Regions from separate parts of the Homo sapiens genome. Here region 2 is linked to region 1. Evidence: read pairs that join two places in POLR2A ChIA-PET (ENCODE). Cell type or tissue: Caco-2. All regions are shown on one strand. Each heading gives the region's core, and the rest is flanking DNA. Links, peaks and the distances in the headings are about the cores only. Region 1 overlaps MRPL14 (mitochondrial ribosomal protein L14). Region 2 overlaps LINC01512 (long intergenic non-protein coding RNA 1512).

Evidence for each region. Peaks named below come from ENCODE experiments on the same cell type or tissue, not always from the same donor. Only the 100,000 strongest peaks of a DNase experiment are listed, where the experiment ranks them.
Region 2: POLR2A ChIA-PET joins it to region 1 with 5 read pairs; 1 of 35 experiments calls an interaction of 5 or more read pairs at or near these places.

The regions. Positions count from the first base shown.
Region 1 is chr6:44,108,840-44,114,211 of GRCh38, forward strand. It overlaps MRPL14 (mitochondrial ribosomal protein L14), which reads right to left. Exons shown (of 3, transcript NM_032111.4): 3 at 4,612-5,370. The coding sequence ends at 5,004. Among named protein-coding and RNA genes, the nearest start is that of MRPL14, 16 kb to the right of the region's middle. RefSeq lists an enhancer at 1,296-1,465. In Caco-2, for the core only: a CTCF peak has its summit at 4,777; a DNase peak (open chromatin) is centred at 3,230.
Region 2 is chr6:43,915,028-43,920,399 of GRCh38, forward strand. The region is part of intron 1 of LINC01512 (long intergenic non-protein coding RNA 1512); the gene reads left to right. Among named protein-coding and RNA genes, the nearest start is that of LINC01512, 27 kb to the left of the region's middle. In Caco-2, for the core only: no CTCF peak of the experiment used is centred there; a DNase peak (open chromatin) is centred at 2,360.

The DNA of each region.
Region 1 (5,372 bases), core at 227-5,226:
TTATGAAACAGCCTGCCATAATATCAAGCAAATGACAACAGATTACTGTTCCCAAATCTAGCTGGGAATCACCATCTTTATACTGAAAGTTGAGAAGCAAACTCATCACCACTTTCAGCCCAGGAAGCCCAAATAATTCAGAAAATTACTAATATTTGGCAAAATAATTCAGCAAGAAGGTGTCGAAAATGCTGGAAAGAACTTAATTGTGATCCGTTACCATTCTCCCGGTGGGAAAGAATGAAACAGAAGTCCCATGATTTTAAGTATGAATTACAAAATTAGAGGAAGAAAAGACATGCAGCTGCTGGTACAGATTCGAATTTCAGTTAAGCATTTGAGTCCAGTATCATACAATTTTTGTCAAAAACAAGATTTCTCAGCCACTGAGAAAGAAAATGAAAGACCATGAGAAGAGGCCAAGAAAGGCAATGAGAGGCCCGAGCAAGGACACTGAGGAGGCTGCGCACGGGGAGGTTGGAGCGGAACGGCCTTGGGCTCCCACCTGCACAGTAGGATCTCACCCCCGGATTGACCCCGGCCCTGGCCCTCCTCCACACTCTTGACACAGGAGGAGGCACGCCTCCAGTGAATTCTGCCTCACGGTGGCTGCTGCCCTCCTAAGTGCAAGGCTGGGCTTGAGAATTTCAGGGGAGAAACTCAGTAGTGAGTGCTTCTCCTCAGCTGCAGCAGCTGGTACTTAGTGGCTCTTAATTTCCCTGCTTTCTGTGCTACTTCCCAAAGGCACACAGAAAGCGGACTGGACATCTGTGCCAGAGATGACTAGCTTCAGGAGTGCCGATGGTGGCAAGGCCTCTCTGCACATGCTTTGGTCAGGTCCCCCTCACCTCATCAACAGCCAAGAGCACATCCCTCAATGTGGCTGGTCCTTAGGAGTCACACCCACTGGCCAGAGGTCCTGAGCACCAAGCCCTCAAGCAATAAGCTCCCAACTCCTCCAGAGGCTGTGGCTAGTTAGCAGCAGGGTTCCATCTGGAACCCAGGTCTCTGACTACAGTAACTAACCTAGAGCTCTTTCCTCACATTTCTTCAGCAGTTATCTAGCAGAGGGAGTAGGATCATGAGCGGAGCTAGCCACTTCAGCAAAGAAAGTGTGATGAAGTCCATGAACCCAGAGAATAAAGCCCTTTGGCCTGTCAGGGGCAGATTCTTAAGGGCACAGAAGGGGAAAAACAACAAAAGCAAGTTTATATTCACAGGGAAACATAATCTGTGATTATAAATATTTTATGGGCAAAGAAAGCAGCACTGGCTGAGAGACTGGGGTGGAGAGGGTGGACAGCAAATTAGATTCCAGCCTGCAAAGTGATAGGGCAGCTGGAAAAGCAGCAAAGCCGAGGCTATTCTGGGCTGTGCTGCGAGGGCCTGCGTCACAGGCCCTGGCCACAGTCTTTGTTGAAACCACAGCCTTCCAGCGGTCAGCACAGAACACCTTGGGGAGAGGGTTTAAGTCCATGAAGACCAGAGGAGGGGACAGCGAGGACAGAGGAGAGTCATCTGAATGACTCTGGTGAACCTCAACAGCAGGGAGGCAGGTGAGGGGAGGCAGCACCCTGCAAGCACGTGAAAGGAAGACACTTCCTGCTGACTAAGGGCAGAGGAAGAAGTGAGGCTGACCCCAGAAAGCAAGCCACCTGAGAAGCCAGAAGGCAGCTTGGGTCAAGCTGCCCCAGTGAGAGCAAAGGTCCAGCCCTTGAGCAAGTGGTGCCAGGCTAAGAACAATTCCACCCTCCCTTTGCCTCAGGCCAGGGTTCTCTACCTCCCACAGCCTTTAGGAAGTAGCACAGAAAGCAGGGACATTCAGAACCTGCTGAGCACCAGCTCCTGCCACTGGAGAGAACCACCACTGGCAAAGCAGGCCCTGGTTTCGATGATTCCTCCTCCTTGGCCACATCCAACCACTGCAGCAGAGCATGTCCTTCCAGAGGGCCAGAAGGAAAGGATATTAGCTCCTAAAATACCCAGAGTACCTTGAATCAGGCTTAGTCAGAGGAGCCCTGGGGAGCGATGTGCTCCTCCAATGGAAGATGTAAAACTAAGAGCCTCTGCCTCATTGCAGTCAACGTTCAGTGGGCAACGGACTCCAAGGTGTGCCCACAGAACTCAGGAAAATCAGAACATCAGCCTCTAGAATCACAGCTAGTAAGAATCAGGTCAAGATGGAGTAGACTCATCAATTACGAAAGGAAGACCCAATGATGTTGTGGGAGGACCCTGGGTTGGAAGTCACAGGATCCAGCTCTGAGACCAGCTTTACCACTTCATAACTGTAGAACCTTGAGAAATCACCTCTTACCTCTGAAACTCAGTGTCCTCAGTGTTATTCCAATTTAAGAGATTTATATCCAGCTACCTACTCGACATCTCTTCAATGTCTCAAAGGCACCTCCATTCAGCTTGCCCACAACTGCTCTTCCTCCCTAATCCTCCAGCCTAGCTCCAAGTTCAACACAACCAACCATCCAGGCATAGAAGCCGGAAACCTCAGACCCATCCCTGGCCTTTCCCCATTAGTATTCCCCATTACTAACCCATTACCAAGTCAACTCCACCTCCTAAAGATGCCCACTGCCCTCCACCACCATCCTGGTCCATATTATCACCTCGCATATAGTCTATTGCAAAGCACACACTCACCCATTCTGGCCTCCCTGAGGAGCTCTCTGCAGAGCAAATCTAACCATGTCTCCCCTCCCACCAGCTTTATCCCACTTGCTAAATTACTCTCCAACAACATCCCAGTGCCCCCAGTATGAGGAAAATCTTCCGAGGGCTCGTAAGGCCCCACTCCTCTTTTGGCTTCAACCCACACCATGTTCCCTCTTGTGGCTCCAGCCACACTGGCTTTTTCTTCTAGACCTGGCATTTATCCCATTCCCTCCTGTCACAGGGTTTGTGCACATGCCCTTCCTTCTACCAGCAACATCTCCTCCTCTTCTCTCACCTAGCTAATGCCTATTCATTTATTTCACTGTGAGTGAAGTGCACTAAAGTATACAGCTCAGTAAGTATTTACAGATGTCTATCTTCATGGAACTCCCACACAGATCTAGATTTAGAACATTCCTGAGACCCAGAAGTTTCCCTCTTTCCCCTTTCCAGTCTACACCTTCCCTACCCACCAGGTAACCACTACTGACTTCTATCACTGTACCTATTCGGACTGCAGCTGATGCAATCCTTCCTCAGGGAGCTGCCTCTGATCCCATTGAAAAACTCTTAGCTCCTTTATCACAGACCCTTGCTACACTTGGGACTTTGCACTTGTTTGAGGAATTGATTCATGTTAGTTTCCCCTGGGACTCTATAAGCTCCAGGAAGGCAGGGGCCGCACCTGCTTTTACTCACCTTTGTTTTCTCAGTGCTGACCCATGCAGTCGTGACAATAGGAAATAGCTAATTCCTATTTCTAAAAGTATCTATTGAGTGTTTTGTGTTTTTTTTTTTTTTTAAAGAGACAGGTCTTGCCATGTTGCTAAGGCTGGATTCAACTCTTGGGCTCAAGTGCTCCTCCTAATTCAGCTTCCTGAGGAGCTGAGACTACAAGCATGGGCCACCATGCCCAACCTGAGTGCTTATTATTGCCAGGTTATCATTCTAAGCACTTACAGGTACAAACTCATTTAATCTTCACATCAATTCTATCAAGAAGGACCATTATTACATCCCCCTTTTACAGGTAAGGAAACTGAGCCACAGAAAAGTAAAATAATTTGCCTACAGTCATTAAGTGGTAGAGTCAGGATTCAAACCCTTACAGTCTGGCTACAAGAGCCTGTGTTCCTAACTATTATCCTACTCTGACTCTCAGAAGCCACTGTGATTAGTTACTCATTTAATGAGTTAACTACCTAAGGTATTCTAAATAAATAAATAAAAAAGGGCCGGGCATAGTGGGTCACACCTGTAATCCCAGCACTTTGGGAAGCCCAGGCAGGTGGATCACAAGGTCAGGAGTTCAAGAACAGCCTAACCAACATGGTGAAACCCTGTCTCTACTAAAAATACAAAAATTAGCCGGGTGTGGTGCTGCATACCTGTAATCCCAGCTACTCAGGAGGCTGAGGCAGGAGAATTGCTTGAACCCGGGAGGCGGAGGTTGCAGTGAGCCAAGATCGTGCCACTGCACTCCAGCCTGGGTGACAGAGCGAGACTCCGTCTCAAAAACGAAAAAAAAAAAAAAAAAAAGAATTTACAAATAAGTTGATGAGGTTCCACTAAAGAAACTAAGGGAGCCTCTAAATCTTCCCATGCAGACCAACAGATGAACGAAAGATAACTGTCACTGAATCACCTGCACAGGCCCAAGATTATGTCATCTGCAAAATTTAAGAATGTATCCATTTCTCCAGCAGTCCAGGAAGGAAGCTCTGCTACTGGGCACAGAGGAGTGTTCCGGCAGACTATCGAGAATAAAGAAAGGATTACTGTCTGGGCTTTACTGCTGCCTAAAAGAAATGTTCACTAGATTAAATCAGCCTCTCTGCTCTTATTCCATGCTAACCCGGTCATCTTTATAACCATTTAAAGCCTCAAGCCCACTAATACAGGAAGAGGATATTTTGGATGAGAAAAATAAAAACAAATATCTTTTGGTTAGAGCCATGGTACATTTATAAATTGGCATTTGGTGTGTACCTCAGTTTTCCAGGGCCTGACAGTCCTGGATGAACTTATAGGGTCCAAACCAGAAAAGCAAGGGCTCAGACCCTGGCACCAAGGCTGCTCCATGTAAAGAATGCTACCCCGTGTGGCCAGACTCGGGTAAGCCACCTTTCAACTGCTTCAGTGTAATTTATTTTCCCACATCCCAGAAAGCTCTGGAAAAACACATAAATGAATACATTTATTCTCTCACAGGATACTACACTGTTACCCAGTGTGAAGGGAGCAGCCATGTGGCTCCCAAGCTCCCTTAGCAAAAGGGTGGTTCTCAGAACTGCTCCATTCACGAGTCCTGCAACCAGAGGCCTGGGCTCAACTCACACAAAGTTCTGAGCAATGGCCAGCACCTTGGAATACTCGCCTTCCCGCTTGCGCAGGCTGGTGGGGATGGGTGTCTTAATTCGTGTCCCCACAGGGTTCCCGTTGTCCTCAATGAGGACCACGTTGTTGGAGTCGAATCTGGGGGTCATTCGGGGGCCAGGCATGCAGTGCCCCACAATGAGCGCCTTTTTCTTCTGTCCCTTGATGGCCAGTAGTATCTGGTCGCCCACCTTGCCCACTCCATTCTTCTTATAGACATGGATGCAGCGAGGAGCCCGATGGTATGGGCTGTTCCCCAGGGCACTGTTGTCCACCACTCGTACCCGCGTCATCTTCTGAATCGCACTCAGACTCCCAGTGGTGCT
Region 2 (5,372 bases), core at 117-5,116, 190 kb before region 1:
CTAAAGTGGGGTGCAGGAGCAGGGCAGGCGAGCGGGAGACTGTCAGCCTGGGCACATGGAGGAGGGCCCACTTCTTGGTCTGGAGCAGGACCACAGATCATCTCCTGATGTGGAGATCAGTCTTTCCCACTAGGGGACTTAGCTCCCCACTCTCAGCCTGCCTTCCTGCGGGTCTTCCCTTTCCTGTGCACCCTAAACCCCCAGCCACCTCTCTATTCCCCAGTACATGCCAGGCACTGGGCTAGGGCCATTTGCCTCCCCCACTCCTCCAAACCTTGGTGGTGAATCTCTTCACCCTCATTTTACAGATGAGGAAGCTGAATAGAAGTATCATTAAATAATTAACCCAAGGTCACCCAGCCAGTCAGCGGCCTGGCTGGGATTAAACCTAAATCGGTCTGACTCCAAGTCCAGCTGAGAGATCATATCAGCCATGTATCCTGTGTCTTTTAAATCCCACACTTCCCCCTCTCCCAGAACCCTGACCATCAGCCAGACCAGAAAGTCTAATATAACTGGCTCCTACAACCCACCGGTTCATATGTCCCACCATCAGGATGCCCTCCTGGCATCCGAGCTCACACCTCCTGCTGTCTTTTACCCTGATATCAGGGAAAGAGTGGAGCAAAGATGGTTCCCCCACCCTGCCCCACGTCCTGTTTCTGTGTCCCATGGGACTGTGGCATTTCTCTGTGGCTCTGCAGGGTGGGTTGCTCCTGGCTGCGAAGCCAGAGTCTCAAACACTTGGGAAGGAGGGGGCTCTGAGGTTTTGCTGGGAGAGACAGGTGTTCTCTTGGGCCGCCTCACAGAGGAGACTTGGGCCTTGCCTTCAGACCCTACCATTTCCTACTGAGTCCAGGACAGGTGAGGAGAGAGACAGAAAGAAGGTGGGGACTTTGGAGACCTTCAGAGGGTCCTTAGCTTCTGATGCTGTTTTGTTCTTTGGGACAAGTTGAGGTCATGCCTCTTGGACACCAAGAAGTCCTGGGGTTTGGAAATCCCCACATGGCCCTCACACCCTTGTTGCCCTCAGACCTTTAGTTGTGGAAGAAACTGAGTGGAAAGGACACAAGCTTGCATCCATTCCCTGAAATCAAGGAGTTCAGTTCCTCATCTGGGTGAAGAGGAAAGGGGAATTCCAAAGACTCGGCTCCAGTGCCCTGGTGTTGAACCCAGATCTTCCATTTCTTAGAAGCCTGCTGTTTTCTGGTAGAGCCTTCTGACCTCTGGCTTCTGGCTGAGTTTGGCAGGTGGATCAATTAAACCCCAGTGTTTGGAGAGGGGGTTGAAGGGACACAGTTTGGCTCCTACAGCTCCCTGACTCAGGAGATTGGAACAGAGAAAGCCTCTTGACCCTGAGCCCATCAAAGCTCCTCTCTCAGGTTTGCCTTTTCCTGCCCCTCACAGCCCTCCTCTTCTCGAGAAGGCCAACCGTCCCACCACCGCTGTGGGAAGAGGGGCAGCGTGGGCTGGGCTATCAACTGGGGCGTCTCCTATCTGTATCCTCAAAGCTTTCTGAGTCTCCTGCACTCCCTGTCCAATGGACATGGGTTTTCTCCCTGGGCTGGGCCCAGGAGAGATTCAGAATAGGAGCCAACAGAGGCCCTGAACTCAAGATCCTGCCGTCAGAATGCAGACACAGTCATGCCCATGGATTCCAGGCCAGCATTAGTGCCAAAGAGAGTAATCATAATAGCTAAGTTTCCTTGAACACTTCCAAAATGGGCACTTTATATCCATTAACATGTTTAATCCTCGAAACCACCCTGGGAAATTGGTGCTATCATATCTGCATTTTACAGATAAGGAAGCTGTGGCTCAGAGCAGCCAGTAACAGGCCCAAGGTCTTACAGCAAGGAAGTAGCAGGAGCAGGATCTATCCCAGAGCCTGTACTCTTACCTTCTTCACCTGTGCCATTCAATACAGTGGCCGCTAAAAGCATGTGACTATTTAACTTTGAATTCATTAAAGTTCAATGCAGTTACAGTTCAGTTCCTCACTGCACTAGCCACCTTTCAAGTGCTCAGCAGCCACATGTGGCTAGAGACTGTCACATTGGACAATACAGATATTAAATGTCTCTATCATTGCAGAATGTTCTATTAGTCAACACTGGTCTACAGCCTACTGCCTCTCAAGAATAGAGATGGGGCAATGGAAAATCATCCTTCAGTTAGTAGACTAAAATAATAATTAACAATAATGATACCAATGGCTACAATTTACCAAGAGCTTCCTCTGCGCCAGGCACAGTGCCAAGCCCATAATCCTTACCCAATCCTAGGTTCAGGAAGGTAACCCAGGGTCACAGTAGCTAGGAATTGAATCCAGGTTTGTGTGGCCTCAGAGTCCAGTCCACTGGCCCTCGCCCTCCTGCCCCACCCCCTGCCCGGTCCCCAGCAGTTTATAGTCCCTGGGGGAAGGAGGGGAAGGCAAGTGCGCTGTATTTCACAAGACCAGGGATTAAATAAATCAGCACGTAATTAACATCATCACATTTCCCCAAGCCCGCTGACCAGAACATTGTGCTAATGAGGTCAAGGTCTTGATGTTGAGCCCTGTGAACATCACATCACTTCACTTCATGGGAGAAAGGCTGGCTCCCTGCCCTGAGGGCAGCCCCCCACACTGTGATTGGGAAATAGGGAGAGTGTGGATGTTGCAGCACAGCCTGTGGCCTGCTCTGAGGCTTAGCGTAGTAGAGGGTCGGGCGTCCGGCCAAGAAGAATCCTATTAAACGCTATGGGGATGTGTCTTCTGGACAACTGGGAATCTAGAAAGGATGGGGTTAGCAGAAAGCAAAGCCTGAGTGTGAAGAAAAGATGCAGCAGAAGATAGAACAGAACTTCTGAGACTTGCTTCCTCTTAGTTGGGTAAAGCCTTTTGGGCAACATGGGGACATACAGGAATTTTTGAGGGCTTGGCTTGGGTGGGGAGATCTGCCTTTAGTATCCTGTAAGGATTGCACTATTTGGCGGAAAGTTAGCCCAGTTGCATGTCAATCCCACATGGCCTCTGGGGAGATAAGGCCTGGGGAGAGGCTAGAGCAGGCTGTTTGGCAGTAGCAGGTCTCCTCCAGACAGGCCTGAGGAGTACATGAGACAATGTAGGTACAGAGCCTGAGTGGGGCCAGGCACGTGGTAGGTCTTGGTAAACATTAGTTTATTAAACTATCTCCCTCCTTTAAGCAGCTTTTTTTCTGGGCCAGTATACCACCAGGTTCGGGGGTTCTGATGATGTCAGCATAATGCCAAAGGCATGAGCCAGTGGCTGGCTGTGTGAGTCAGGATAGGCCGTGCTGTGCTGCAGTGACGAAGTATCCTGGAAATCTGTGGGCTAACACCACGGAGGTTTTTTCTTGCTCATGCTATTTGGCTAAAGCAGACTGGCAGGGGCTCTGTTCCATATAGCTGCTTAGGGACCCTGGATGTTGGATGTACCAAATTTCAACACGGAGCTTTCTGGTTGCTGCTGCAGAGGCAAAAAAGAGCAGGAGGGCTATGCAGGAGGGCTATGCAAAGATCTTAAATGCTTTGACCCTGAAGTGCCAGATAGCATTTTCACTCACAGCCTATTGACCATGACTGGTCTAGGGTCCTACCTCATGGTGAGGGGCCTGAGGAGTGTGGGGCGCATGTGGGTATTTGGTGAGCACTAAATGTCTTTGCCACTCTACCACTTCCCCTCTCAAAATTCCATTTCCTTCTCCTGTAAAAAGACTATTAGAATGGTTAAAATCCAAAAAATTGACAGTATCAATTGCTGATGAGGATGCAGAGCAACAGAACTCTTGGGAATGAACTCTCATTCATTGCAAAACAATACAGCCACTTTGGAAGACAGTTTGATAGTTTCTCAGAAAACTAAGTATAGTCTTCCCATAGGATCTAACAATTGTGCTCCTACGTATTTACTCAATTGATTTTAAAACTCATGTCCTTACTAAAACCAGCATGTGTATATTTATAACAACAATTTATTCAGAGTTGCCAAAGATGGGCTGGGCATGGTGGCTCATGTCTGTAATCCCAGCACTTTGGGAGGCCAAGGTAGGAGGATCACTTGAGTCCAGGAGTTTGAGACCAGCCTGGGCAACATGGCGAGACTCAGTCTCTACAAAAGATAAAAAAAAAAAAAAAAATCAACCAGGCAGAGTGGCATGTGCCTGTGGTCCCAGCTACTTGAGAGGCTGAGGTGGGAGGATTGCTTGAGCACAAGAGGTCAAGGCTGCAGTGAGCCATGTTCACGCCACTACACTCCAGCCTGGGCAACAGAGCAAGAACTTGTCTCAAAAAAAAAAAAAAAAGAAAAAGAAAAGAAAAAAGAATGGCCAAAGATGTAATTACCAAAAGTAACCAAGATGTACTTTAATAGGTGAATAGATAAACAAACTGTAGTACATCCACATAATGTTATACTATTTAGCAATAAAAAAGAATGTGCTATCTAGCCACATAAAGACACGAGTGAATCTTAAATGCATATTGCTAGGTGGAAGAAGCCAGTCTGAAAAAGTTACATACTATATGATTCCATTTATATCACATTCTGGAAAAGGTAAAACTATGGAGACGGTAAAAAGATCAGTGATTGCTAAGGATTCAGGGTTGGTGGAAGGTTGAATAAGTGACGTGCAAAAGAATTTCTTTGGATGGCGAAACTATTCTGTATGATATTGCAATGGTGAATATATAATGCCGCAACTGTCAAAACCCCCCAGTGTTACAGGGCGAAGGGGACCTTAGTGTATGCAAATTTTAAAAAGTCATTTAGGATGTTGGGAGATTGCAAGAGGGAATGCAGAATGTGACAAAAGAATCTAATCTAAGTGTATTACAAAAGGATAAAACAGCCTCACTGAAGGGACAAGGGGGAAAAGAAGCTAATGTAAGTAGTTTGGGAAATGAGAAGAGTCTGTAAGACTAAAGGCAAAAAGAACTGTGCATAAGCACTGTACTCTAGTCAATAAAGTTTTTTCCCGTGTTTTAAAAAACAGTATTTGAAATCAAGTTGAATAAATAATGCGATGAATGAAATTGGGTAAAAAAATGTTTTATTCTGATTTGATGAGGTATGAATTTGACTGATTTTAAAAGTGCTTGTAACTAGAATTCCAGAAGAGCAGGCAAGAATGCTCTGACAAATGAATGTTTCTGGAGACGGGATAGTTCGTGGGAGACAGGATAGTTCAGGCTGGATCCACCACTGCAGAAGCTGCTGGAAGGGAGGGAACAGTGGGACTGGGAAAGGGCAGGGACAAAGATTTGCTCTTTGGCCTTTTCCATTTTTTCAGCTGTTGATATAAATAAGTAAATTACAAAACAAAAACAAGGTCGGGCACAGTGGCTCACGCCTGTAATCCCAGCACTTT